5 separate regions of the Homo sapiens genome follow, and all the other regions are linked to region 3. A link is a contact called in ENCODE Hi-C or POLR2A ChIA-PET data. All regions are on one chromosome and are shown on one strand. Each heading gives the region's core, a stretch centred on a gene start or an enhancer-like site at or near the end of the contact. The rest is flanking DNA. Distances are from core to core; before and after follow the strand shown. Region 1 holds the start of RNFT1-DT (RNFT1 divergent transcript). Region 2 holds the start of PSMD12 (proteasome 26S subunit, non-ATPase 12). Region 3 holds the start of SMARCD2 (SWI/SNF related BAF chromatin remodeling complex subunit D2). Region 4 holds the start of BCAS3 (BCAS3 microtubule associated cell migration factor). Region 5 holds the start of USP32 (ubiquitin specific peptidase 32).

Region 1 (5,437 bases), core at 2,447-4,946, 3.9 Mb after region 3:
GTTTGGGGCTTCAACAGAGAATGCTGAGACAACTGGGAAGGCTGGTAGAGCTAGGGACACTCTCAAAGTGGTCTCATCTTCTAGGAGGCCAGCCTTAATTTAATCAAATTGTGGCAAAGGGTTGCCAACAGTAAGAGTGTGAATCCCAATGGAGAAGAATTTTTCAAGTCTCTATTAACATTACAATTGCTATTGTCCCAAGGATCAAAGCAAATCACTTAAATCAGTCTGCGAGGAGACTACCCAAGCATATGGACATTGGTAGGTGTGAAAAATTTGTGTGGGTAGTAGAGGGGGTGACGAGCTTAACTGCAACAATCTAGGACACTTAACCCTACTGATTCTATTTCATAACCTCTCCAATCTCATTCTTCTTCTTGAATCCCACTTCACTGACAAGTTCAAGACCTCATCTTGTTCCTGAACTACTTATAATAGTCTCCTAATGGAGCTTGCACTGCTACTATCAGCATATGAATTTTCTGAAAAACACAAATCCAGTCACACAATTCTGTTGCTTAAAACTCAATAGCTTCCTTTTGGCCATTAGAATAAACTAAGTGAGGCCCACAAACTCATTTTCTAGCTCATACTTACCTGACTTATCTCTTACTACTCTATCCACTCTACTCTTCCAAATACGAAAAACACTCTTTAAAAGACCATGGTATTTCAATACCACCATTTTCCATATAATGTTTCTATCTGCATTGCCCTGTTACTGCTTCTGTCCTGGTAAATATCAACTTATTCTTAAGATTTCATCCAGGAGGCTGAGGCACTAGAATCACTTGAACCCAGGAGGCAGAGGTTGCAGTGAGCCAAGATTGCGCCACTGTACTCCACCCTGGGCAACAGAGCAAAACTCTATCAAAAGAAGAAAGAAAAAAAAAGATTTCATCTTAAATATCACAAATTTAATAAAAGATTTCTTCCCTGACAAAGTTAAATGCTTCTACCTTTTGCTTCCATTGCATCTCACAGAACCTTCAATTATAGTGTTTTCTCCAAAATACTGTAATTATTTGTTTGCAGGTCTAAACATTTCCATCACCATGAGATGGCAACTTTTCTTTTTCTTTTTTTTCTGAGATGGAGTCTTGCTCTGTTGCCCAGGATGGAGTGCAGTGGCATGATATTGGCTCACTGCAACCTCTGCCTCAGGTTGAAGCAATTCTCCTGCCTCAGCCTCCTGAGTAACTGCATTACAGGCGCGTGCCACCATACCTCGATAATTTTTGTATTTTTAGTAGAGACGGGGTTCCACCATGTTGGCCAGCCTGGTCTTGAACTCCTGACCTCAGGTGATCCGCCTGCCTCACCCTCCCAAAGTGCTGGGATTACAGGCGTGAGCCATTGTGCTTGGCCCTAATTTTTATGTTTTTAGCAGAAATGGAGTTTCACCATGTTGGCCAGGTTGGTCTTGAACTGCTGACCTCAAGTGATCTACCTGCTGTGGCCTCCCAAAGTGCTGAGATTACAGGTGTGAGCCATCATGCCTGGCCCGAGACTCTTTATTATGTCTCTCTCTCCAACATCTAGTATTATTCTTAACACTCAGTAAGTACTTGGAAAATGCTTTTTGAATTAACCAATTAAAATTAAAATGTCTATTTCCAACAGTCCAGATGCCAGTGGAAAGAAAATTTATCAGATAATAGCCTGTCACCAAGTCAAATCTTCTCATCAATTCAGTCCTTTCTTTCTTCAAATATGTCACTTTTCAGTCAAGTTACTTGGGTGAAATGCAGCTCCAAGTGCACTAATAAACTTTAAATATGGACTAATATACCTGCAGTGTTATGAGTATGTCAAAAGGAGAATTTTTTTTTTTTTTTTTTTGAGACAGGGTCTCACTCTGTTCCCAGACTGGAGCAATAACGGCTCATTGCAGCCTTAATCTCCCTGGCTCAAGGGATTCTCCCACCTCAGCCTCCTGAGTAGCTGGGACTACAGGCCCTTGCCACAGTGCCCAGCTAATTTTAACATTTTTTTCTAGAGACAGGGTCTCTCTATGTTGTCCAGTCTGCTCTCGATCTCTTGGGCTCAAGCGACCTTTTCACCTCAGCCTCCCAAAGTGCTAGGATTATAGGAATGAACCGTAGTATCTGGCCAAGATGAGAATTTAAACACTACATTTGGTATTCTAAATTTACAAATGTACCAAATGTACTAAAATTATCAGTGTACTAATACATATTGGTGCTGCATTGTGGCTGTGGCTGAATTATGTTATATTCTGTTTTTTTTCCTGTTTCCTAAATGTTCACACATTTTGAAGTTTAAAAATATCCACGACATAGTTGAAATGTTAGAATACTTACACATATCTCCTCGGAAAATTCACTATAGTCTGGAGCCTGGCTCTCACCCTTACTGAACCAGAAATCTGTCAGAAAGATTTAAATTAGTAAGCACAGAGAGACTTAAGTATGCCTTCTACCACCGCCGACCACCCCTACCCCCACCCCCAACAAAAAAAGAAAGCCAATGTGTTTTTTTTTGAGGTGGGGGTCTCCTTCTGCCGCCCAGGCTGGAGTGCAGTGGCACGATTTCAGCTCACTGCAACCTCCGCCACCTGGGTTCAAGGGATTCTCCTGCCTCAGCCTCCCGAGTAGCTGGGATTACAGGCGCCCGCCACCAAGCCCGGGTGATTTTTGTATTTTTAGTAGAGACAGGGTTTCGCCATGTTGGCCAGGCTGGTCTCAAACTCCTGACCTCAAGTGATCCTCCCGCCTCGGCCTTCCAAAGCGCTGGGATTACAGGGGTGAGCCACCACGCCAGGCCTAAACCTTTTTTTTTTTAGACGGAGTGTCGCTCTGTTGCCAGGCTGGAGTGCAGTGGCTAATCCCGGCTCACTGCAACCTCCGCCTCCCGGGTTCAAGCGATTCTCCTGCCTCAGCTTCCCGAGTAGCTGAGATTACAGGCACGCACCACCACACCCGGCTAATTTTTGTATTTTTAGTAGAGACGGGGTTTCACCATATTGGCCAGGATGTGGCCACGATCTCTTGACCTTGTGATCCACCCGCCTTGGCCTCCCAAAGTGCTGGGATTACAGGTGTGAGCTACCACTCCCCTCCTCAGCTTCGTTTTCTTAATGACCTTTTAATTTTAGAACAGTTTTAGATTAACAGAATTTATTTTATTTATTTATTTTTTGAGACCGAGTCTCACTCACTCTGTTGCCCAGGCTGGAGTGCAGTGGCACGATCTTGGCTCACTACAAACTCCACCTCCCGGGTTCAAGTGATTCTCGTATGCCTCAGCTTCCCGAGTATCTGTAGCGGGGATTACAAGTGTGAGCCAACGCCCCCGGCTAATTTTTGTAGTTTTAATAGAGACGGGTTTCACCATGTTGGCCAGGCTGGTCTCTACCTCCTGAGCTCAAGTGACCCGCCCGCCTCGGCCTCCCAAAATACTGGGATTACAGGTGTGAGCCACTGCGCCCGACCTAAACTTCGTTTTCTTAATAACCTTTTAATTTTAGAACAGTTTTAGATTAACATAATTATTTTGAGGGCAGTAGGGTCCTCTATACCCCACGCAAGACAGGTTTTTCAACTCTAACTTCTACTTCCACCCCACGCAGACTCTCCGCACCTCTCTCCTCTCATCTCGGGTTCTGACAAGGCCTGATCCTCACAGCCCAAATTCACGATTGTGAGGAAAGGTCAGCTCAGACCAAACGTCACCGCCCAGACAGACACAACTAGGTCAGGCGTCAAGCTCGCGGACATCCGAGCCCGGAAACCCTAACACTCCTCCAGGGGTAGGTTCTCCAAGCCTGAACATTTTTAACCTCAAAACGCCCAGGATCTCGGAGGCGTGTGGTGGATGCCACATAAATACATAACACATAACAACGACTTATTATTTAGCGCCAGGCCTGAAGGCCGTTCTCAGGCGCAGCTCGCTTGTTCTCGCTGCCAAAACACCCCGGCAGCCGTGAGCTCTCCACTCGGCGCGGTGCGGGGGCGGGGCTAGGAGGTGGAGCCGGGGCAGGGCGCGCGCGCGCGCGTGAGAACGTCCGGGGAGCGCGCGCGCCGCCGCCGTTGCCGCCGGGCTGAGAGAAGAGCTTGCGGGGTTTGCGGTTGATGGCCCCGACTGAAGGGCTGGAGGCGGTGTATGCCGCTGTTCTTGCTGTCGCTCCCGACACCTCCGTCCGCTTCTGGTCATGAGAGGTTAGGCCTGGGGGAAGCGGGCAGAGGAGGAGGCGGCGAGGGGCCGCGGCGCAGGGGGCTCTGGGGAGAATAGGCACTCGAGGCTCGGACGTGGGTGGAGAACTCTGCCCTCGGAGATTCCGGAAGAGTTGTGTTGAATTTTCTTCCCTTTTTTCTCCTCTTTCTTGTCTGTGCATGAAGGAAAGTGGGAGGGTTCTATGTTATTTATAGAAAAGACACTGAAAGCCTGCTGTCCAACGTCGCTCTTCAGTTTTGACGAAATAACACCCGTGGCGTCGGGGCCTCGGTGAAAGCCTTTAGTGAAAAGCACTGAAACCCAAACCGCCAGACACGGTGACTGCACCACTGTTCAGTCCTGGGAGTGAAATAGAATGACACAGAACATTCCCTGACGTTAACTCTAGCCTCCTCCTAGACAAACGGGAAAAGCACGGCAGTGTGGGATAGCCTCTGCGTTTTGTCAGCTGGGATTCCGACTCTGTTCTTCTGTTTCTAGGAGGTCCACACTGGATCATTTATTAGAGAGATCTTTCTCTGCTAGAGTCCTCTTTCCTCACACCCCTCCCTCCGTAATACACACACCACCGACGGTGGCATTTTATTGGGCGGACTGTGTAACTGCTTATTCAGACTAAAGAGTTACCTAGCAATTACGTGGTGACTCTCCAAAGTATCTATGCTTTAAATGTATTTAGGTAACATTCTTTTGCGCGGGGAGGTAATATTATTGGTGGCACCATTAATTATTGGAAACTTTATGAGCTTTGGGAAAGCTGCTTGAGCAGAAAATCTAATTTGTAGGTCACCTAAGTGCAGTGTTTATTATTAGTTACCTATGATGATAATAAGGCATTAAGATTTAATGTTGTTTTTTTTCCTAACATTTCCAACCATTAAAAAATACTGGCTCACTCTTCCTTATGAAACTTCTTTGATGTAGAATCTACATCAGAGATGAAACTGCACCATTTGGGAAAAGTAAATGTACCAGAGTACCCAGTGAGGACTGGTGCTCATTAACATCTGCTGGGTACCCATACTTCATGACTGTTTTGCGGATGCCTTCTGCCATTAGAGAACTGGAAGCATTTGCAGCTCAACTTTTTTTTTTTTGGTGCAAATGTTCCCTAAAAGATCATTTGTGTAGGGCAGCAGAGCCTTGGCATTAAGGGAGAAGGGAGGAGTCCAGTGATAAATAACCTGAAAATTCATCTGTTGTGATTATTTGCTACTCCTTTAGTGAATAAAGGATA
Region 2 (5,494 bases), core at 1,379-3,878, 3.5 Mb before region 3:
AAACAAACAAAAACCAATAGCTGAGTAGTCTCAGCTACTTGGGAGGCTGAGGCAGAAGAATCACCTGAGCTTAGGCCGTCAGGGCTGCAGTGAGCCCTGATCTTGCCACTGCACTCCAGCTTGGGCAACAGAACAAGACTATGTCTCCAAAAAGATTTTTTTTAACAAAAAACAAATTTACACTTCCAGATCCTGTTGTCTACTCTCATCAAACCAATGTCACACAGAATATGTAGTGAAAAGGCATCTTAGCCTAGTGTGTCTCAACAGTACCAGCCTCTAGAGTGTGTTTTAGAAGCCTGCAGGGGAATTTGGGTTGTGACAATCACAGAGGGAAGAGGGAGACACCAGCATGTAATTGCAATGCTAAACAGCCTGCCAGGCAACAAGCCCACACAATAAAATATTGTCCCACATTCCATCAGACTTTTGAATGTCCTACCAGACACTTTCTTCTGTGTCTGAGGCCTAGACTCTAAGTCAATTTTACTTACGACAAGCTACTTTTCTTTCACTTTTAACATCAACTAAAATTTCTAAGAATTCTTCCATGAGAAAAACAATGGAAGATTATATGTTGATATAGTCAGAACTTTATTTCAGCGTGTCATGGATTATAAAGTTTCTTTGTTTATTTATTTATTTATTTTGAGACAGGGTCTCGTCTGTCACCCAGGTTGGAGTGCAGTGGCGCAATCTTGGCTTACTGCAACCTCCACCTCCCGGGTTCAAGCAATTCTCCTGCCTCAGCCTCCCGAGAAGCTGGGATTACAGGTGCGTGCCATGACGACTGGCTAATTTTTGCATTTTTAGTACAGACGGGGTTTCGCCATGTTGGTCAGGCTGGTCTTGAACTACTGGCCTCAAGTGATCCACCCACCTCAGCATCCCGAAGTGCTGGGATTATAGGCATGAGCCATAAGACCCATCTGATGGACTATAAAATAAAAAAAAAACAATAAGAGCTTTACCAAGAAGTGGCTTGTTGCTCACCATTTTGGAAAATGTCACCAACAATAGGCCCTTACCATGCTTCAGGAACCAAGAGAACACACCTGTTGCAGTTGCAGCTTTTACATTTATAGTTATTGTGTATGGGTGTAAATAACTACTTCCTTGTATTTTCCACTGTAGACATGTTTTAGCCCTTATCTCTTGAAATATATATTATTTTGCTATTTTAAAATTTGTTTCTTGGTTGGGCACAGTGGCTCACACCTGTAATCTCAGCACTTTAGGAGGCCAAGGTGAGAGGACTGCTTGAGGCCAGGTGTTTGAGACCAGCCTGGGCTACGTAGTATAGCTGCTATCTCTACAAAAATAAAAAAAAGGTAAAATTTGTTTCTCCTCTACATTACAGATTATAGCTGAGATATTGTCTTATTTTGCTTGTAGATGGTTTATATTTTCCCTGATTTTCATTGCAGTTAAAACAAACAAAGAGATCTATTCAGCATCTATAAAGCGATGTCGGCACTAATTAAATTGAGAACCACTAACATAATAGATAAACCACTCCAAGATTTCCCGTTTTCCTGTTTGCTTTCCAGGCTGCTGTTGACCATATGCCCACACCAAACACAACCTCATTCCCATTTTCTTTACTTTTCTTTTTCTTTTTTTTTTTTTTTTTTGAGACGGAGTCTTGCTCTGTCGCCCAGGCTGGAGTGCAGTGGCGCAATCTCGCCGGCTCACTGCAAGCTTCGCCTCCTGGGTTCACGCCATTCTCCTGCCTCAGCCTCCCGAGTAGTTGGGACTACAGGTGCCCGCCACCACGCCCGGCTAATTTTTTGTATTTTTAGTAGAGACGGGGTTTCACCGTGTTAGCCACGATGGTCTCGATCTCCTGACCTCATGATCCGCCCGCCTCAGCCTCCCAAAGGGCTGGGATTACAGGCGTGAGCCACCGCGCCCGGCCTCATTCCCATTTTCAAGGATCCTAAGCTTTTTTAAGATCTCAAGCTATTTTCTAGGGACCAGCATGGTATGAATGATAACACATAAAACGTGTAAGGCCCTTAAGAATTGAAATTGTCTCACATGTCATCTAGTTTGATGCTCACGAAAATCCTATAGGGATAACAAATATGTCTTTTTAACTTTTCTTTTTACCAACTTAGTGGATTACAGTGAAAATGAAAACAAAGAGAAAAACCACTTTGCTTATTAAATGACTGAGCTGCTGCCATATCTTCTCTTAGGAGCTTTCAGAGATCCCACAGAGTAAGCCACCAAGATTCTCAAGTAGATAAAACCTTAGAATTTTCTATTTTAAGGTTTATTTTAGCCTCCTGATGTAGAGATGAGAAAACCGAGATCCAAGAAAAGCGACTGGCCACGGTCCTGAGAAATCATATTTCGAAGCAGGGGTGTAGGGATATATGAGATGGTCTGTTCTATTACACTCGCTTTTCTCATCGCAAATTTTAGGTAAAAAGTCTGATGTTCCCAGAGACAAAACCTGACGCTGCAGGCTGGAGTGGCGAGTCCCGCCCCGCGCGCCTCAAGCCCCACCCCCAGGCTGTCCGCGGCAGTGCCTGAGTGGCAACCAGCGCCGGGGACCTCGAGGGGTCCTTTGCGTGGGCTCCCGATGGGCTGCCTGAGCGGGTGCGCGGGCAACTTCCGGTGTGGGTGACGAGTGGTGGCCGAAGCAGGGGGACAGCAAGGGACGCTCAGGCGGGGACCATGGCGGACGGCGGCTCGGAGCGGGCTGACGGGCGCATCGTCAAGATGGAGGTGGACTACAGCGCCACGGTGGATCAGCGCCTACCCGAGTGTGCGAAGCTAGCCAAGGTGAGGAGAGGCCGGCTGGCTGTTGGCGGGCGCCAGGGGCTGAGTCACGGCGCGGAGCCTGCTTAGGCCTCAGGGGGCCTGCGGGCTGGAGCGTGCACCCCCCAATGCCTGTCCAGCCCTAGTTGGGCCTGCACGAGTGGGAGACCCCAGGTCGGCCCGGCCAGGGCTGCGGAGTACGCCAGCGCCTATAGCTTCCCAGACCCTCCCCAAAACAGATGGTCACTTCCCTCCGTGGGACTTAGGGCTCCGTTTAACTTTTTGCCGTTTCTTGGATGCTGTTTAAGTGATATTTACCTTAGTAGTTTCCCAGGGGTTAAGGCCGCTTCAGTATTAAGGCTAGATCAGAGAGTTTCGTTCTGTTGCTGTTGCTCAATCAATTTATGTCGTTACATCGTTTGTGGATCATGGCTATGTGCCTGGTCTTTGGCCAGGAGAAGGGGCAGGAAAGTGATAGTACGAAGATGACTAACACAGGACCCTGTCCTTTAGGAGTTGATGTACGTGATGAATTAGTCAAGTCATGCATGGTGGTGAGGGCCATACAAGGGGAAAGTGTTACTGGAACACCGAGAAGGAAGCTATGCATTCTTAATGGTGCCATAAGGGAAGGTTTTACAGGAAGGCTGACGTTTGTATTGGGTCTTGAGGAATTAGTAAGATTGAGGTGGGGTGGAGTCATTACTGAAGACGGAACTACAGAAGTAAAGACAAGTAGGCACTATAAGAGTTTAACGGGCTTTCCAAGAAACAAGGATGGAGAAAGGTGATAAAGTTGGTACGTATGTATATCTTAGGTTCAGTATGCTTGCTGAGGGGGAGCCACAAATTCATTAAGAGCTTTCTAGCAGCTAGCATCAACAAACATCAGTTACATAAGGGTGGGAAAACTCAGCCGCCTCCAATGCCAGACAGATAACAATAACTGATATTTGTTGAGTAGTTTCTGCAGTGTCAGGCACCGTGCTTACATGCACTAAGCCATTTGATCCTCACCTCAGCCCTATGCGATGGCTATTACTATTATCCTTATTTTACAGGTAAGAAAACTTGGGCTAGAAAAAGTTGAATCACATGCCCCAAGATCATACAGCTAGTAAAGTGGTGAAGCCAAGAAGCAAACCCAGGCAGACCGATTCTAGATTCTGGAGCTGGTGCCCTCACACACCATGCTGTCCTGCCTAGAAGCCTATTGTAGTGAAAACCTGAACTTTTTTTTTTTTTTTTTTTGAGACGGAGTTTCACTTTTTTCACCCAGGATGGAGTGCAGTGGCGCAATCTTGGCTGACTGCAACCCCCGCCTCCCGGGTTCAAACGATTCTCCTGCCTCCGCCTCCCGAGTAGCTAGGACTACAGGTGCCACCACGCCCGGCTAATTTTTGTACTTTTAGTAGAGACGGGGTTTCACTACGTTGGCCAGGCTGGTCGCACGCGACCTCCTGACCTAAAGTGATCCACCCACCTCTGCCTGCCAAAGTGCTGGGATTACAGGCGTGAGCCACCGCGGCTGGCCAAAAACCTGAACTTTCGAGCACCTGCCCAGGAAAAGGAGACGGCAGATCTTCACCTTCAGATAATCTTTGCCAATTGGGGATGAAGGCCGAGTATTGTCGATGCTGCTAATTTGAGGGAGAAACCAGGAAGATGAATTTCTCATTAAATACCTTAATATTTAGAAATTGGATACTAATCTGTCATATTAAAATACTATTTGAGCCAATACAATGTAGCTAGAACAAAACATACAGGCCAAGGTCAGCCCCTGAACCTCCACTTTGGAATTAATAGAATGATAGTGTCCATAAGGAAGAAACAAGTAATTTGCTCTAGAGAAGGACAACCAAATCTTCCTTTTATGAATTTCTGTTAATACCAGTCTACTGTTTGCAAGACCTAGTCAGTGTTAGACACTATGAGAAATACAGAGATTACTAGACAAAGCTCTTGCCCTCGAACAGCTTATAGATCAGTAAGAAAAAAGACTTCACTGCTACAGTTGTTCTGGTGATCTTATGTAGCATTTATTCCTAAATAATTGTTGTTATGCTCCAGGCTGTTGAAAAACTTGCAAACTCCAATACCATATGCCTTTTTAGGTGTCCAGTGGGTAACAGAAGTGTTTAAAAAAAAGAATGTTGGGGCCTGTTAAGATAGATACATTTGAATTTTGATTTTTTTTTTTAAGCCAGTGTGCCAGCTGAATAAAACAAGGTATATGTTGTGGGAGGGTATACTTTTTTTGTTTGTTTTTTGATACCGAGCCAGTTTCAACTGTAAATTAGATGGTTACCCTACACTCCTGGTTAATTTTTTTAAACATATTTTTCTGTTTTGCTTTTTATTTATTTTTTTTATTTTTTGTTTCGAGACAGAGTTTCGCTCTTGTTGCCCAGGCTGGAGTGCAGTGGCGCGGTCTTGGCTCACTGCAACCTCCACCTCCCGGTTTCAAGCGATTCTCGTGCCTCAGCCTCCCGAGTATCTGGGATTACCGGCATGCACCACTACGTCCAGCTTATTTTGTATTTTTAGTAGAGACGGGGTTTTACCATGTTGGTCAGGATGGTCTCAAACTCCTGGCCTCAGGTGATCCACCTGTCTCTGCCTCCCAAAGTGCTGGGATTACAGGCATGAGCCACCGTGCCCAGCTGCTTTTTATTTTCCATTTCATATTATTTTCTAACCATTCTGCCAAACATAAAAAAAA
Region 3 (5,022 bases), core at 213-2,712:
CTGCCACAATCTGCATTTTTAATAAGAGCCTCGAGTGTTTTTTATGTGCTCATTAAAGTTTAAGCAGCACTGGTCCATATCACGGCGAGGAGATCCAGACCATCAGAGGGTAGGCTCCCTGGCACAGCTGACGCATTTTTGAATACTTTGATACAGCACAGTGTACCTGAAAAGATACTGCATTTTTGAAAATTAAGTGCTATAAATACTGGAGAAAGACCTCTTTTTTTAAACTGCGGGGAGGTTTCTCATAAGCCAAATTTCTTTTGACTAGAAGCATTTTCTGGGGAGTAAAGTACCAGGCTTCCTTAAAGTGAGGCGGAGCCACGTTAAAAATGTGCGGTAGAACTCAGCCTTGGCCAAGTCGACCGTTCACCAGCTGGGTCAAGTCTGGAGCCTCCTAGGTCCCTTGGCAGTTCCGAGCTACCAGCATGAGCTTTTACAGGAAGTTGAGTTGGCTGCTGTTCTGCCCCACAGAGCAGCTGAGTCTTTTTTTTTTTTTTTTTTTTTTTTGATGAGTTTCACTCTTGCCGCCCAGGCTGGAGTGCAGTGGGGCGATCTCGGCTCATTGCAACCTCTGCCTCCAAGGTTCAAGCGATTCTCCTGCCTCAGCCTGCCGAGTAGCTTGGATTACAGGCGCCCGTCACCACACTCGGCTAATTTTTGTATTTTTAGTAGAGACGGGGTTTTCACCATGTTGGCCAGGCTGGTCTCGAACTTCTGACCTCAGGGGATCCGCCCGCCTCAGCCTCCCAAAGCGCTGGGATTACAGGCGTGAGCCACAGCTACCGACTCTGAGTTGAGTCTTTAACGCCGAAGATGCAGAAAGGAGACTTGACAAAACTATTTTCGGGGAGTGTGGCCGCGGAATTCGGTGAGGGTGCTATACCGGGAGAGAGTAGTAGCAACGGCTCATTCACTGTGAAGCCCCTAAGTGACCTTAGACCTCTGACCCCGCGCCTCACTCGGCGCTTCCGCGCGCAGCTTCCGCTCCCGCCCCTCCGACGAAAGGCTGGGCCAAAGGTGGGGGGGTGGGGCTCTGAGGTCGGCAGTTAGGGGCGGTGCCCGCTGGGGGCGGGTCTCGCGAGGGGCAGGATTCGAGGAGGCACTCGAGCATTGGGCACCAGGTAGAGGCGGGGCCTAGTGCTGGGCTGGGTTGGGCGGGGCAGGGAGTTCGTAGCCGCCTCTGGGTAACTCGACTCGGGCGGCCAAACCTCCGGAGGCCGGGGACGGAAGGCGGGCCCGCAGCAGATCCTGGATCCGGAATCTCCCGGGCAGGAGCGGAATCTGTCCCGAACCGGGTCTGTGAGGAACTCGCGAACTTGGATTAGGAAATCCCGGAGCCCGGATCGACAAATCCCGGAACCCGGAATTAAGATCGCCAAGTCCCGGATCGCGGAGCACAGAGCACGGAGTGGACTCGACGCGGAGCCCGGAGTCCGGATCGCGGCACCGCGGGACGGGACGGAGCGATGTCGGGCCGAGGCGCGGGCGGGTTCCCGCTGCCCCCGCTAAGCCCTGGCGGCGGCGCCGTGGCTGCGGCCCTGGGAGCGCCGCCTCCCCCCGCGGGACCCGGCATGCTGCCCGGACCGGCGCTCCGGGGACCGGGTCCGGCAGGAGGCGTGGGGGGCCCCGGGGCCGCCGCCTTCCGCCCCATGGGCCCCGCGGGCCCCGCGGCGCAGTACCAGGTGAGCAAGGAGGACGCGAGCGGACGGGGGCGAGAGGCGCTGCGAGGGCGCCCGGGCCGGCGGCTGAAGGGGCCTCGAGTGAGGGCCCTGGGGAATGCATGAGGAACTCCGGGAGACGGTGGAGGGCGGGCCGGGACCCTCGGGCTGCGGCGGGTCGCGGTGGAGAAGTGGGAAGGGGAAGCAGGTTCTGCAGCGGAGGGCTGGAAGCAGCTGGGAGGCCTGGGGGCTTCCGCGGCACAGGGATTCCGAGTGACTGGGAGATGGAGGAGTTTGGGGAGCCAGTGAATTGTGGCGGGTGGGTTGAGAAGTCTAGGGTAGGAGGGCTGGAAAGTGATGAGAAAGTTTGGGAAAGGGCCCTCGCTGAGAAACCGGGGTTACCCTGCATCGGCCTTGGTCCCAGTCCAAGTCTGCCCTGTTTTTTCTGATTGGGAACTGGCGGAGCTCTAGCGTGTCTGAGATGGCTCCCGGCTGCTAATAAGGAGGAAGGAGCCTGGCTTCCCACGGGCACGGGACGCTGAGGCTAGGGCCAGGGGATTCCAGCTTGTGCACGGGCGGACTTTACTCCTGAGGCAGGGCCAGGCGCCTTCGCTGGGAGGACTCCAGCTTAGACCAGAGACGGTGGTGGCCTGGCCTGAGGGGAGGCCCAGCCCAGTCACAGGCCGGCTCTCTTCTGGGCTTTCTGCCTCCTGTCATCGTGTCCGGGAGTTGATTAGTCTGGACGTGCAGAGTGGAGCCCTGCTGGTCTGGGGCCGGAGGAGTCTGCGAGAGTTGCTTCAAAGAGTGCTGTCCTGACCCCTTTGGGGTTTTGAGAGCTGCTCAGATTGCAGCTTCAAAAGCCCTTGCAAAGCAGCGACTTCTGCTCAGTGTGTGAGGACCTCAGCCTGACCCTGCCAGTGCTCTAGTCTGCTGTTCAGGTTGCCCCAGAGGGCTTGGAAACTGTGCCCATCTGCCTTGTCACCCTCTCTGCATTTTTATTTGGCCTTCAGGTTCTAACTCCACCACGTCCGAAGCCATGTGCCCAAGCATTTGACACTGGCTTCTTGCTCATCTACGGGTTTGCTGTGGGCTTCCTCTGTTTTCGACTCATGTCTCCAGGCAGAGGTCCTTAGGGATCCTCGTGGAGTATACACAGCCTACCTGCCCCACTGGGCCCTCACTTCTAAGGAGATGGCTTAACTAGGGACAGTGACTGGATTTTTTTTTCCTTCTTACTCCTCATTCTTCCTCCTTTCTCAAGAGAAAAGAGAGTCTGGGTATGGGCAGAGACAGACCTGGTCCCAGGGATTCCAGCTGGGGCTCATCTCTCCCACCTTGCTGTCCCCGTTGGGGATTCATGGGCCCAGGGTGTTGCTGAGGGCTCCCTGCATCATTCATTGTAGCCCTTGGGCCTGCCCACTGAGACCTGGCCTGGGCACCATCTGTGGGCCTTTGGCCTTGGAAGGACCTGGAACAGACAAGCCGCTCCAGTTTCCTTGGCATGCAAGCCATAGGAAATGTGCCCTTGGGACAGCCCCTGAGAGGATGGATTCCACATGTTTTGGTGGGGGGTGGCCTTGGGCCTGTGGCAAGGCCAAGCTGGCTGGCTGGTTAGGCCTGGGCTGCTAGCTGTGCGGAAGTAGGAGATGGCCCTGAGTCTGGGTTTCCCATCCCACTAGCTTTCCTCCTCCTGGCAGGAGAGGTAGATGGGAAGGAGAACCCAGCCAGCTAACTTTGGCTGAGTTTGAAGAGGATCCTATTTGCCTTCTTTCCAAGTCCAGTTGTATGACTGCCAGGAGAAGGGACTTGAGATCTGGGAAACAAAGGGGTTCCTGTCTGTTAGGGCTCATGAGATGCACTTGAAAAGTGAGAATTTGAGGCCCAAGCTGAGCAAATAGTTGAAAGAAGGGAAGTGATGACCTCCCTTCCTCCAGAGGGTGGTTCTAGCTGTGGATCACAGTTAACAGAGGAACCTAAAAAAAGAAAAAGAAAAGAAAAAAACCTCCAGGGCAGGATATGGTGGGCTCACACCTGTAATCCTAGCACTTTGGGAGGCCCAGACAGAAGGATTACTTGAGACCAGGAGTTCAAGACCAGCCTAAGCAACATAGTGAGACCATCATCTCTTAAAAAAAAAAAAAAAAATTTAGCCAAGCATGGTGGTGTGCGCTTATGGTCCCAGCTACTCAGGATGCTGTGGCAGGAGGATTGCTTGAGTCCAGGAGTTCAAGGCTGCATTGAGCTATGATCCTGCCACTGCACTCCAGCCTGGGCAACAAAATAACAAAAACCTCAGATTGCTGGGTTCACTCCAGAGAGTTCAAAAAGTTCAAAAAAAAAATTTTTTTTTTTCTGATACGGAGTCTCACTCTGTCGCCCAGGCTGGAGTGCAGTGACATGATCTCAGCTCACTGCAACCTCCGCCTCCCAGGTTCAAACAATCCTCTGCCTCAAGCCTCCTGAGTAGCTGGGATTACAGGCGCCCACCACCACGCCCGGCTAATTTTTTTGTATTTTTAGTAGAGACGAGGTTTCACCATCTTGGCCAGGATGGTCTCGAACTCCTGACCTTGTGATCCACCCGCCTCGGCCTCCCAAAGTGCTGGGATTATAGGCGTGAGCCACTGCACCCGGCCTCAAAATCCTTTTTACTCATGGGAGAGTGGGTGGTATGTTCCCCAACTGAGGCCCTCAGGCCCAGGTTCCAGGAGCATCAGGGCCACATTTGGGGCAGGGCAAAGCACGCTCACCGGAGCCCTGGATTCCTCATCTGGGGTTCAGGGGATTGATCCAGGCCTACCTGGTCCTGCTGCAGGCAGGGAGTTAGGGAGGCTCAGAGTGCTGGACTGCTTTTTTTTTTTTCTTTAACTCCTGAGTTGTTTTTTTTTGTTTGTTTTGTTTTGTTTTGTTTTTTGAAGTGGGAGGAGTTGCTAGCGCCTATAAGCCCTATGGAGCTTGGCAAGGCTCAGCTGGGACTTGAACTATAAGCAGCCTTCCCCTGGGGCCCTGAGTGAGCCAGGGGCTCTGGGCCCAGGAAACCTGGAGCAGATGTCTGGGTGGAGCCTATTCCAGACCCTGCCTATGAGGCCTTGTCTTGGGACTTCCTGTTACCGGAGCACCTGCCCAGGAGGGATGGGTGGTGCTGCAGGTTTTGTGAACACTGCAGCAGGGAGCTTCCTGGGGACCACAGGGCCCTCGCTCACCTCTGCAGGACCCACTGCTTCAGTTCTTCCCTGTCTTTGTCTCAGGCACTAGGAAAAACTAGTCTGGGATGTCTGGGCCTGGGCTTACAGCTGTAGCCACACTTAGTTTTTTTCTATAATCTCAGGCCAGAGAAAGAACAATCTTTAAGGCAGAG
Region 4 (4,849 bases), core at 743-3,242, 3.2 Mb after region 3:
TACTACAACTCCTGACCCACTAAACTGATTTAACAATCCACTAATTTGTTAAACCTGGAGTTTGAAAACACTGCTCTTCAGGATTTAGCATAGTGCTCTTCACGTACTCTGTAAATGTGCTGAATACGTCAACTTAACTCTCCAATTCTTCATTTGGTCTTGGCAATTATTATTATTCATCCCATAAAGCCAACAGTTAAAAGATTTTTACAAAAGTAACCACTGTTCATAAAGAAAACCTAAATGTTAGTATTCTGAGTAATCTTTTCTTCAGCTATTGGGTTTATCTGAAATGTGCTTACGTGACAGCCTGGGGGCGAACCACAACTCCACCAGTACAACGACTGGGTCTTCTTGGGGAATCTGTAGCCATAGCTTCATTCATAAAACCTGTTTCCAGAACAAACAAACAAACAAAAAACAGAAAAACATGGATCGTTGTTGGGGGTAGGGAGGAAGATTTATGATTACTCACTAGAGATCCCTTGTCAAAAATGCCTCAAATGTAGGAAACTTTCCCAGAAATTCCTGTTACACCAGAAAGGGAAAAAAGGAGGAAGTAGGTTTTTAATTTTTTTCAAATTATAATGAGGGGTTTGGGGGGTTATTATTATTTTTGAGATAGAGTCTCGCTCTGTCGCCCAGGCTGGAGTTCAGTGGCACGATCTCTGCTCATGGCAATCTCCGCCTCCCAGGCTCAAGCAATTCTCCTGCCTCAGCCTCCTGAGTAGCTGGGATTACAGGCGAGCGCCACCATGCCGAGCTAAATTTTATATTTTTTTGTAGCGACGGGGTTTCACCATGTTGCCAAGGCTGGTCTCGAACTCCTGAGCTCAAGCAATCCATCCGCCTTAGCCTCCCAAAGTGCTGGGATTATAGGCTTGAGCCACCGCGCCCATCCTGTTTTGTTTTTTAATAGGACCAGGTCTCAGAACCACAAAACAATGTAAGGAAGACTCCTGCTGTACCCCTTGGTCTGTTGTTAACATAAATTACAAGGGTGAGAGAACCAGATCATGGGATGGGAATTTACTGCAATTTTATGTTGAGATAGTGAAAATACACATGGTACAATATTTCAAGACCAAACGGAACAAGTGACATGATATCACTCTACCTTCCAATTAAACCTGTTGGGAATCTATGAGTAAATCACAATTTAAATCACATTCGTAACCCCCTGCTACTATAACAAATAAGTCAAGTAATTATTTGACTAGTAGCAAGTAGTCAAATAACTAACATAAACTAATACGTTGTTACAGCCCTTTACCCTTTCCCGTCACATCAGTAAATCCTGATCCTAGAATGTTTCATGACCCTCTGAATCACTGAGATTTTAAGAGCATGGAGTCGGCTTGGTTAAGGTTAAAAGAGGACTGACAGCAATATCAAAGATCTCTTACAGGGCTCAGGGAAGCCCACAACCTGGAACTCATCTTGAAGGCACCGAAAACCATTTTTAAGTAGGGAGCATTCACACCTGATGTGAAAACTCTAAACCTGTGCGCCCCACCTCCTACAACCAAAACACCCTCTGCCCCAAGGAGCAGAGCCACCACCTCCTCAGAGGATACCTGCACCTCCAGCCCCTCAGCCCTCTCATTCTCATCCCATTCTTGCTTTCTCGAACCACAGTCTCCCAAGCCCTGCCCTTTAAGGGCCCTGTCTCCTGGGGACGACCCTCGCCAGCCACTCAGGCCCCAGTCTCCTGAAAGACACTCGTACGGCGCTGCCCACTTAACCTCCAACACGGAGCCACCGCTGCCCCCGGCCGCCCTCCGGCCCCTTGCACTGTTCCCCTCCCCCTCCAGTATCGACACCTCTCTCCTGTCGAATTCCTGCCAGCCCGACCCAGTCCCCTCACGCCGCCAGTCCCTCGTCCTCCCCAAGCCTCCCCAAAGCCAAAGCCCTGCCAGCCCTCTCACCGGCCGCCCCGCCGGTTAACGCTAGTCTCCAGCTCTAGGCTCACTGTTTGGAGTCTCCCCGAGTGATTGACGGCAGCCACTTCCTACCACGCCTCAGCGGAACCACCCCCTCTAGCCAATCCCAGAAGCAAACCGGCTATGGCCGGGCACCGCCCTTGGAGGTCAGCTTCGCCAACCAGCAAGTAGGAAAGAGGCGGACCCGCCTTCTGAATGTGTCCAATCCGCTGGGGCTGGAGGGAAAACACAACAGCATGTAAGTTCGGGTGAAGCCGAGGTGTCAGGTTCGGTTGCAAACGCAGGCAGCTGGGGAATAATTACGAACATGTACATTTTTTTTGGAAGACAGAACCTTCGTGGCTTTGAAAAGAAAAGCAACATGATCCAGACTCCTGTCCCGCTCACGTGAGCGTTTCAGGTTGGAGCCGGAGGACAGGGAGACTGGTCTGTTTACATCGAATTCTCGCGACAGCTGGTTCCAAGCTCGGAGCACGTGGACATGGCAGCTGCCAATCACTTTTAGCTGGCCACTCACCCGTCCCACACCCGCCTTCTGCCCAGCCCTTGGCGATGTGTTTACCTTCCGGGAGCCTAGGCTGGCTCGCGCCGGCGATCAGCCGAGGAGGGGTTGATCTGAATAAGGGGCACGGCCGGTAATCTCAACAATTTGAGCTAGGTTTGTAGACCACTTCTTGCTTCAGTTTCCATCTCCCTTATTGTTGAAGATCGAGATCTCGCCATTGTCATTTCATCAGTTCATTTATTAATATAAGTAGAATAATACTGACTGACTTCTTGAACACTCAGCACAGGCCTTCGTATACTTCATATACAATACTCTAATGTATTATCAAATTTAATGCCAATGACAGGTCCGTGAGGGTATAGCTTATTAACAGGCGTGGTGGGCTGGGCGTGGTGGCTCACGCCTGCAATCCCAACATTTTGGGAAGCCTAGGCGGGAAGATCGCTTGAGGCCAGGAGTTCTAGAACAGCCTGGACAACATGAAGAAACCCCGTCTCTACTAAAAATAGCCAGGTGTGGTGGCCAATGCCTGTAATCCTAGCTACTGGGGAGGCTGAGGCGGAAGAATTGCTTGAACCCAGGAGGCGGAGATTGCAGTGAGCCTATAGATCACGCCATTGCCCTCCAGCACTTTAGCCTGGGTGACAGAGAGTCCCTCTCAAGACAGATAGATAGATAGATAGATAGATAGATAGATAGATAGATAGATACATACATACATACATACATACATACATACATACATACATACATAAAATTTTAAAAAATTTTAAAAAAAGAAATGAAAGAAAAGGCCGGGCACGGTGGCTCACACCTGTAATCCCAGCACTTTGGGAGGCTGAGAGGGGCAGATCACTTGAGGTCAGGAGGTCAAGACCAGCCTTGCCAACTTTGTGAAACTCTGTCTCTACTAAAAATACAAAAATCAGCGGGTTTTGATGGTGCACGCCTGTAATCCCAACTACTCAGGAGGCTGAGGCAGGAGAATCGCTTGAATCCGAGATGTGAAGGTTGCAGTGAGCCGAGATCGTGCAACTGCACTCCAGCCTCTGGGCGACAGAGCAAAACTCTCGCTCAAAAAAAAAAAAAGAAGAAGAAGAAGAAGAAGAATATATTTGGAAATATTGAAATAACTTGATAATGTGGGATTGAAATAACTTGATAATGTGGAATTGTAACATTGAAAAGGAGGCCTAGCATGACTAACTCCATTTTGCTCCTAAACTCCCCACTCCCACCCATCGGTGATATCTAAGTTAACTGCTTTTGCTTATCTCTGCACATAGACTAAGCTAACCAAGGGAGGAATTTATAGTTTAACTTTAAAGCAAGGATGATAATAGTCCCTTCCCAAAACTAACCCCCAAGGAGAAAAGGAGGGTGTACACACAAGTAACAATGTTGAGAGTTTGAGAAAGTATTGTGACCTGACCAGTAACAGAGAGGCTTCAGGCCTCGAGGAACCCTTGCTGGCGCCCAGATGTCTACGGTCATCAGTCACCCCTTGATTCAAACCCTCTCTTCTTCCCCCTGCCCTTAACACAAAAAGAGCCTGAAATGTGTACTAACTTAAGATGGTTCTTCAGGCTGGGTGTGATGGCTCACACCTCTCATCCCAGCACTTTGGGAGGCCGAAATAGGTGGATCACCTGAGATCAGGAGTTCAAGACCAGACTGACCAACATGGAGAAACCCCGTCTCTACTAAAAATACAAAAATTAGCTGGACGTGGTGGTGTGCGCCTGTAGTCCCAGCTACTCGGGAGGCTGGGACAGGAGAATCACTTAAACCCGGGAGGTGGAGGTTGCAGTGAGCCAAGATCAAGGCACTGCACTCCAGCCTGGGCGACAGAGCAAGACTCCAACTTTTTTTTTTTTTTGAGATGGAGTCTCACTGTGTCACCAGGCTGGAGTGCAGTGTCTCAATCTTGGCTCACTGCAACGTCCACCTCGCGGGTTAAAGCGATTCTTCTGCCTCGGCATCCTGAGTAGCTGGGATTACAGGCACCCGCCACCACTCCTGGCTAATTCTTTGCATTTTTAGTAGTGACGGGGTTTCACCATTTTGGCCAGGCTGGTCTTGAACTCCTGACTTCATGTTCCACCCGCCCTGGCCTCCCAAAGTGCTGGAATTACAGGCGTGAGCCACCATGCCCAGCCAAAAAGATGGTTCTTTAGTACATTATTCTGCAATTTTCCGGGTTTGCTAGCTCTCAGAAATAAAGTTACTATCCTTGCTCTAACTCCTTGACTCTTCACCCCTTGGCTGTCATGCAGTGAGCAGAACAAGTTAGGACTCGGTTACAGGATGAAGGTGAGAGGTGAAGCCAGCTGGACTTCCTGGGTAGAGTGGGGACTTGGAGAACTTTTCTGTCTTAGGAGAGGATTGTAAAACACAC
Region 5 (5,496 bases), core at 111-2,610, 3.5 Mb after region 3:
ACTAAATAAGAGTTGAAAATCAAGGAACTAAATAATAATTCCACTGTACATATACACCCCATTTGGTTTCTCCATTTATGGTTTCCTATAGGTTGTGTTCACCTTTTGGCTCTCGTGAATAATGCTGCTATAAACACGGGGGCACAAATACCTGTTCACATCCCTGCTTTTCATTCTTTGGGAAATGGAGAGGTGGAGTGGGAGAGTCAGTCACATGCTGCCACACCATGAACCTGGAAGGCACGATGCCAAGTGAAATAAGCCAGTCACAAAAGAGAAAGTCTGCAGAGTTCCACTCAGAGGAAATACTTAAGAGTAGTGAAATTGATAGTAGGACAGCGGTTGCCACGGACCAGTGGGAGGGGGATTGGGGAGTTACCGTTTAATAGGCACAGAGTTTCCCTTTTGCAAGATGAAAAACGGTGGGAAATGGGACGTGGCAATGGATGCAAAACAATATCAATGTTCTTAACGCCACTGAACTCACTTAGAAATTGTGAAAATGGTACATTTTGTTACGTATATTTTACCACAGATTAAAACGACTCCACGCTAAGCCTTGTAGCCCTCATGTTTCTCGGGGAGAAACTCTGGGAGAGAGGATAAGCCTTTTGCACAGCGCTTTCCAGAGAATGTGTACAAGAGGCATGGTCAGGAGGAGAAGGTGGGCCGGGCAGGCGAGATGACCCGAAAAGGCAGATCCACTTCGTTAACAAGGTCCACTTTCCTCAGGGATCTCCCGCTAGGTGTGAGCATTCTTTTGTCACAGGAAAGCCTTGAGATTCTCCTTTCCTTTCACAACGCCCTCCCAGTCAAAGACGTCCCTAAGGTTGGGAGCTCCCTGCCTACCCACTCCTTTCTCTTCTGAGCCATATGCCGCATCCCTCAGAACCCCATTCCCTAAGATTCTGCGGTCTTCCATGTTAGGTCCCGGCAACTGCCACACTAACCGTCAGCTGCTCGGACCCCACCCGCCGAACGCCAGAACATGTGGGCGCGGGGGCGGGGGGGGTCGTCCTCAAGCGCCCCGGAAGTCACCACCCCCCGTCGCCAGCGGAGGCGCCCGGGCGGGGCGCGCGGCTGCGATTGGCGGGAAGATGGGACGATGCGTTACGTGCGGAGATGCGTCCCCCTCCCCGGCGCTCCTGCGCGCGGTTAGCTTGGGGAGGGGCGGAGCGTGCGGCCCTGGGCGGCCGTTACCGGGAACAGTGTCTGGCCTCGGGTCCCGTGACCCTCGGCGGAGCTGGCGGGAGGGGGCGGAAGTGGCAAGAGGGCGTGAGGAGGGAAGGAGAGGGAGGAGAGAGAGGAGAGAGAAGGGCGGAGTAGGAGGCAGGGGAAGGGGGCGGGGCGGAAGAGTCACGTGATCCGGCATGGAGGCGGTGGCGGCGACCGGGAGGAGCCGCCGGGGCAGAAGCCGCACTTGTTAGTGTGGGGGGAGGTGGGGGCGGGGGACGCCGACACCGTCACCGTCACCCAGGGACGCCGAGGAGAAGGCGGGAGGGGGGTGGGGGCGAGATCAGGCTCCGACCCCCCGCCGAGGGGATGAGGGGAGCATGGGTGCCAAGGAGTCACGGATCGGATTCCTCAGCTACGAGGAGGCGCTGAGGAGAGGTGAGGGGGGAGGGGTCTGGGCGAGCTGCCTGGGAGGCCCGCGACGGGCAGCCTGGAGGGTGGGTAACCGGGAGGGAGAGGGGAGATTGAGGGCGTGGGGCGCCTGAGGCGGAAGGGAAAGGCGGCCGGCCTTGGGGAGTGTGGTGGAGGAGAGAGGTCGGGTGGGAAGCAGCGTTTGGGAATTAGGGCCGTTTGGAAAGGGGCTTGTCCTGAGAGAGGGGGATCGGCGCTGGCAGGGCAGTGCCCGTGCTCGCTGGTGGCGTTGTGATCCTGGATGTGTCCAGGGAAGTCCTCTCCCCGTTTTCTTGGGCGGCTCCAGCCCATCCAGCCCCCCTCATCCTTCATTGCCATTTTCTCCTATCATTCCTTCATAAAAACCTCAAATAACATCCTAACCTCGTTCCTAACAGCCTTAGCTGGAAGGGGACGAGGAGGCGGCTGCAAAGCGCTCCTCTCTGCTACTGGAAGCCCCTTCGTATCTGGGGAGTCCCTGCCTTTTCCCAGAGCCTATGCCTGTCTCTTGAGGGCTGTGGCCATCCGCTTCTGCCACCCTTCACCGTTTGAGCGGCTGACTTTGATAAGAACGATCTGAAATGAAGTTGTGTTTGAGGTGAGATGAGACTGGACAGCTGGCGTTGGCACCAGACCTTGTCTTAGGTTTCATCTCCTCCGACGTTGACCAAAGCCTTTGACTGCACTTGATGCCCAGTTCTCGCTCCATCCCTCTCCATGAAATGGCATTGGGAAGTCCAGCATTCAGATATTGTGTTAAATCTCCCTTTAGAGACTGGCCTGGCTGCCAGTCCCGGCCTGCTGCTTATTGGCTCTGAGGCACAGTATATTGTTGGCAGCCCCAACCCCCTACCACTCACTCTGATACCGCTGTCCATGATCACTAAAGCACACACTAACTGGAAGTGTCTTGTTGCACAGTTTATGGCCGGAATGTCTTAATTTTTCATGACTGGGATTTCAGTGTGTGTAGATCTGTGTATGCTTGTATTTCTTTTAGACATTTAATGGATATTCTTGGTAAGAAGTGAAAAAACATTAAGAAGATTAGGAGCTAGGCATTATTGTTAACAGGTTTCCAAGTCAAGAAATCAGCCATGCTCCAGGTGGTTTTAGTAGCTAAGGATATAAAATGGTAATTAGATTAAAAGACGGGTATTCAAAATGAGGCTTGAGAAGTGAACTCTTGTTCGTATATAGGAAGAAGAGGGGTAAGTGGGTAAGTTCAGTTGACCATCACCTGACAGTAAGATACAGAATTGAGATGTATTGGTGGTGGTGGATTTACCAGAATAACACAGATATGCCTTTTATGTCTTTCTTTCTTTTTCCCTTGTGGAACAGTATAATAATTGTTTTTATGGACAATCTCATTTGAACTTTTTTTGTCTGCCCCAATATGAGAAATATTCCAAATTCTTGATGTGTTTCCAGCCCTAGTAGGCTAGTCATTTCCGGGATGCTGTTGAGCCTGACAGGTCTGGCCTCAATTAGGCAATGGCTTACATGGCATGAAAGAGGACATTAGTCAAACTGATTTACAGCTTCAAGGTTCAGAAGTGTTTCTTAAGTTTGAGGGTGTGAATACTAGTGATGTACCTGGCATTGAGAAATTCCAAAATTAAACTTGTATTCAGCTCTAGCCTGCTTAATCTCCTATCAAACTAAGATGGTACGTTTGTAAATACAAATGAAGTTAATTGCATTTTAAACTGATCTGACTGGAAGGTTTTTGTTTAATTTCTTATACAGTGTCTGCCTGTTGAATTTTAAAACACATGTATTTGAAGAGATAGCAAAATCTTTGTTAAGAGCTTATTTGTAACTATTGGAATGAATTTATGTTTTTTTTTTGAGACGAGTCTTGCTCTGTTGCCCAGGCTGGAGTGCAGTGGCGCGATCTCGGCTCACTGCAAGCCCCGCCTCCCGGGTTCACGCCATTCTCCTGCCTCAGCCTCCCCAGCAGCTGGGACTATAGGTGCCCGCCACCACGCCCGGCTAATTTTTTTGTATTTTTAGTAGAGACGGGGTTTCACCGTGTTAGCCGGGATGGTCTGGATCTCCTGACCTTGTGATCTGCCCGCCTCGGCCTCCCAAAGTGCTGGGATTACAGGCATGAGCCACCGCGCCCGGCCGGCATGAATTTATGTTTTACCAGTTTGCTTTAGAGGAAAATTAAAGCAAAAGAGAGCAGCAAGTTGATAAAATTGTATTTCTAAATGTAAACCAGAAGCCCCCTTCTTTAAGCATGGTCCATTTAGTAAATGTCAGACTTTAATATAGAATTTAAGATTACAAAAAAAGTTTATGAAGCTTTTTTTTTTCTCGAGACAGAGTCTCGCTCTGTCGCCCAGGCTGGAGTGCAGTGGCGTGATCTTGGCTCACTGCAACCTCCGCCTCCCGGGTTCAAGCCATTCTCCTGCCTCAGCCTCCCGAGTAGCTGGGACTACAGGCGCATGCCACCACTCCTGGCTTATTTTTTGTATTTTTAGTAGAGATGGGGTTTCATCATGTTAGCCAGGATGGTCTCAAACTCTCAACCACAGGTGATCCACCAGCCTCGGCCTTCCAAAGTGCTGGGATTACAGGTGAGCCACTGCGGCTGTCCCCAGAATCTTTTGATAGAGCTAAAAATGTCTTGGAACCTCTTTTGGGCACTTGAATAATATAAACAGTTGGTAAAACCTGCATTCATTGGTTTCATCTACTTGTTTATATTGTATAAAATGAATGGGGGAAAGGGTAGATAGGATTTGACAAACACACATTAGTCCAGTGTGTGCAAAACAAGCTTGACAAAACTACAGAAATACTTGCCTCCTTGGCTTTACTTAAAATTATTGAATGCTAAATAATGCCTAGACACAGGTAGTATTTAAAAAAATAGGCATATATTACCACATACAAACATGGAATTGCAGGCAGTTTATCTTGCAAAGCGGGGCCTTGGAAACGAAGTGTTATGTTAATGACAGATAACACTTACTGGGCCTGAGTGGAAGGGCAGTCTAGTGACTTCAGTTACATTTTAGAAGCACCTAGAAATTAGGAAGATTGGTTTTTGCACACTATTTTAGCTAGACTGTTTGTCAGTTGTCTAAACCTTAACGTTTTCTAAAAGTGTACATTTAAACACTGTTAGGGAGATGTATTACTGGTAGCTTTTATTTTTTGGCTTGAATCTATCTTTCTTAAATATTTTGAGTAAAACACAAGGAAAGCCTTGACTCTTGTTTATATTGCGTGTGTTTTCTAAGGAAGTACACTTGTACTTCATGGATACTGGAAATTTGAGCAGCACATTCTTCATCTCTTTATTTCACCTCCTTGTTGCATCTAAGTTTGTGGCTTGTGTATTCTTAAAAACGTGTTTTAAATGCTTGGAACACAGCATTCAAAAACCGTTCGGTGAAAGATGAGTTGCATTTTAGATCCTTTTAGAACTCTAAGACATCTTAAAAATCTTCACCAGTTTTTTAATTCTTCTGTCTTATCTGCTTCTCTGTCCTTCCTTTCATCTTTCTGGAAACAGGATTATAAGGCGATGTGTGTGTGTGTGTGTGTGTGTGTGTGTGTGTGTAAGAATCGGCTGAATTAAAATGATTCTTAACTTTTAAATTGTAGTAATAAAATACAGTGGGTGAATTTCTTCTAATCCCTTTCTTTAAAATCTGGCATTTATATTGCTCTTAGTAGCTGAGTGATGAACTATAGTGTGTCAAAAAGTTATGTTATGGATTCATATTTTAAAATGTCCTTTTGCTCATTAATTCAGCAGATTTTTACTGAAGGCTGGGTATGAATTAGGCACTAAGGAAATGGATAACCAAGACCCCTCTCTCTAGGATCATATAGCTTGGGTCAGTGATCTCC

What was found. Hi-C counts contacts between places; a loop is a spot of excess contacts on that map. ChIA-PET counts read pairs that join two places held with the same protein, here RNA polymerase II (POLR2A). Pooled maps may share reads with other maps.
Region 1: POLR2A ChIA-PET joins it to region 3 with 12 read pairs in BJ. The contact joins the promoter of RNFT1-DT here to the promoter of SMARCD2 in region 3. POLR2A ChIA-PET finds 5 or more read pairs at or near these places in 2 of 52 experiments (BJ and OCI-LY7).
Region 2: a pooled map shows a loop between it and region 3 (3-fold over the local background). The contact joins the promoter of PSMD12 here to the promoter of SMARCD2 in region 3. A Hi-C loop is called at or near these places in 6 of 50 pooled maps. POLR2A ChIA-PET finds 5 or more read pairs at or near these places in 2 of 52 experiments (CD4-positive, alpha-beta T cell and activated CD8-positive, alpha-beta memory T cell).
Region 4: a pooled map shows a loop between it and region 3 (16-fold over the local background). The contact joins the promoter of BCAS3 here to the promoter of SMARCD2 in region 3. A Hi-C loop is called at or near these places in 1 of 37 single-sample maps with no recorded cell type and 7 of 50 pooled maps. POLR2A ChIA-PET finds 5 or more read pairs at or near these places in 1 of 52 experiments (GM12878).
Region 5: a loop to region 3 is called in a map of CD4-positive, alpha-beta T cell, with 8 times the contacts of the local background. The contact joins the promoter of USP32 here to the promoter of SMARCD2 in region 3. A Hi-C loop is called at or near these places in 1 of 168 maps with a recorded cell type or tissue (CD4-positive, alpha-beta T cell) and 12 of 50 pooled maps. POLR2A ChIA-PET finds 5 or more read pairs at or near these places in 2 of 52 experiments (A549 and B cell).

Annotation. Positions count from the first base shown.
Region 1 is chr17:59,963,355-59,968,791 of GRCh38, reverse strand. RNFT1-DT (RNFT1 divergent transcript) reads right to left here and starts at 3,696. Exons shown (of 4, transcript NR_110815.1): 1 at 3,604-3,696; 2 at 2,325-2,389. RNFT1 (ring finger protein, transmembrane 1) reads left to right here and starts at 4,052. Exons shown (of 9, transcript NM_016125.4): 1 at 4,052-4,184. The coding sequence starts at 4,129. It also overlaps the pseudogene TBC1D3P1-DHX40P1. RefSeq lists an enhancer at 3,682-3,951 and a silencer at 3,982-4,111.
Region 2 is chr17:67,363,711-67,369,204 of GRCh38, reverse strand. PSMD12 (proteasome 26S subunit, non-ATPase 12) reads left to right here and starts at 2,628. Exons shown (of 11, transcript NM_002816.5): 1 at 2,628-2,793. The coding sequence starts at 2,686. RefSeq lists enhancers at 2,423-2,732, 2,753-2,812.
Region 3 is chr17:63,839,125-63,844,146 of GRCh38, reverse strand. It overlaps SMARCD2 (SWI/SNF related BAF chromatin remodeling complex subunit D2), which reads left to right and starts at 1,462. Exons shown (of 13, transcript NM_001098426.2): 1 at 1,462-1,688. The coding sequence starts at 1,473. RefSeq lists silencers at 970-1,139, 1,510-1,739, 4,564-4,858 and enhancers at 2,460-2,539, 4,564-4,858.
Region 4 is chr17:60,674,994-60,679,842 of GRCh38, reverse strand. BCAS3 (BCAS3 microtubule associated cell migration factor) reads right to left here and starts at 1,992. Exons shown (of 24, transcript NM_017679.5): 1 at 1,929-1,992; 2 at 303-390. The coding sequence starts at 385. RefSeq lists enhancers at 1,951-2,100, 2,271-2,440 and a silencer at 1,859-2,612.
Region 5 is chr17:60,387,997-60,393,492 of GRCh38, reverse strand. It overlaps USP32 (ubiquitin specific peptidase 32), which reads left to right and starts at 1,360. Exons shown (of 34, transcript NM_032582.4): 1 at 1,360-1,611. The coding sequence starts at 1,554. RefSeq lists silencers at 890-1,209, 1,320-1,539, 1,570-1,629 and an enhancer at 804-1,645.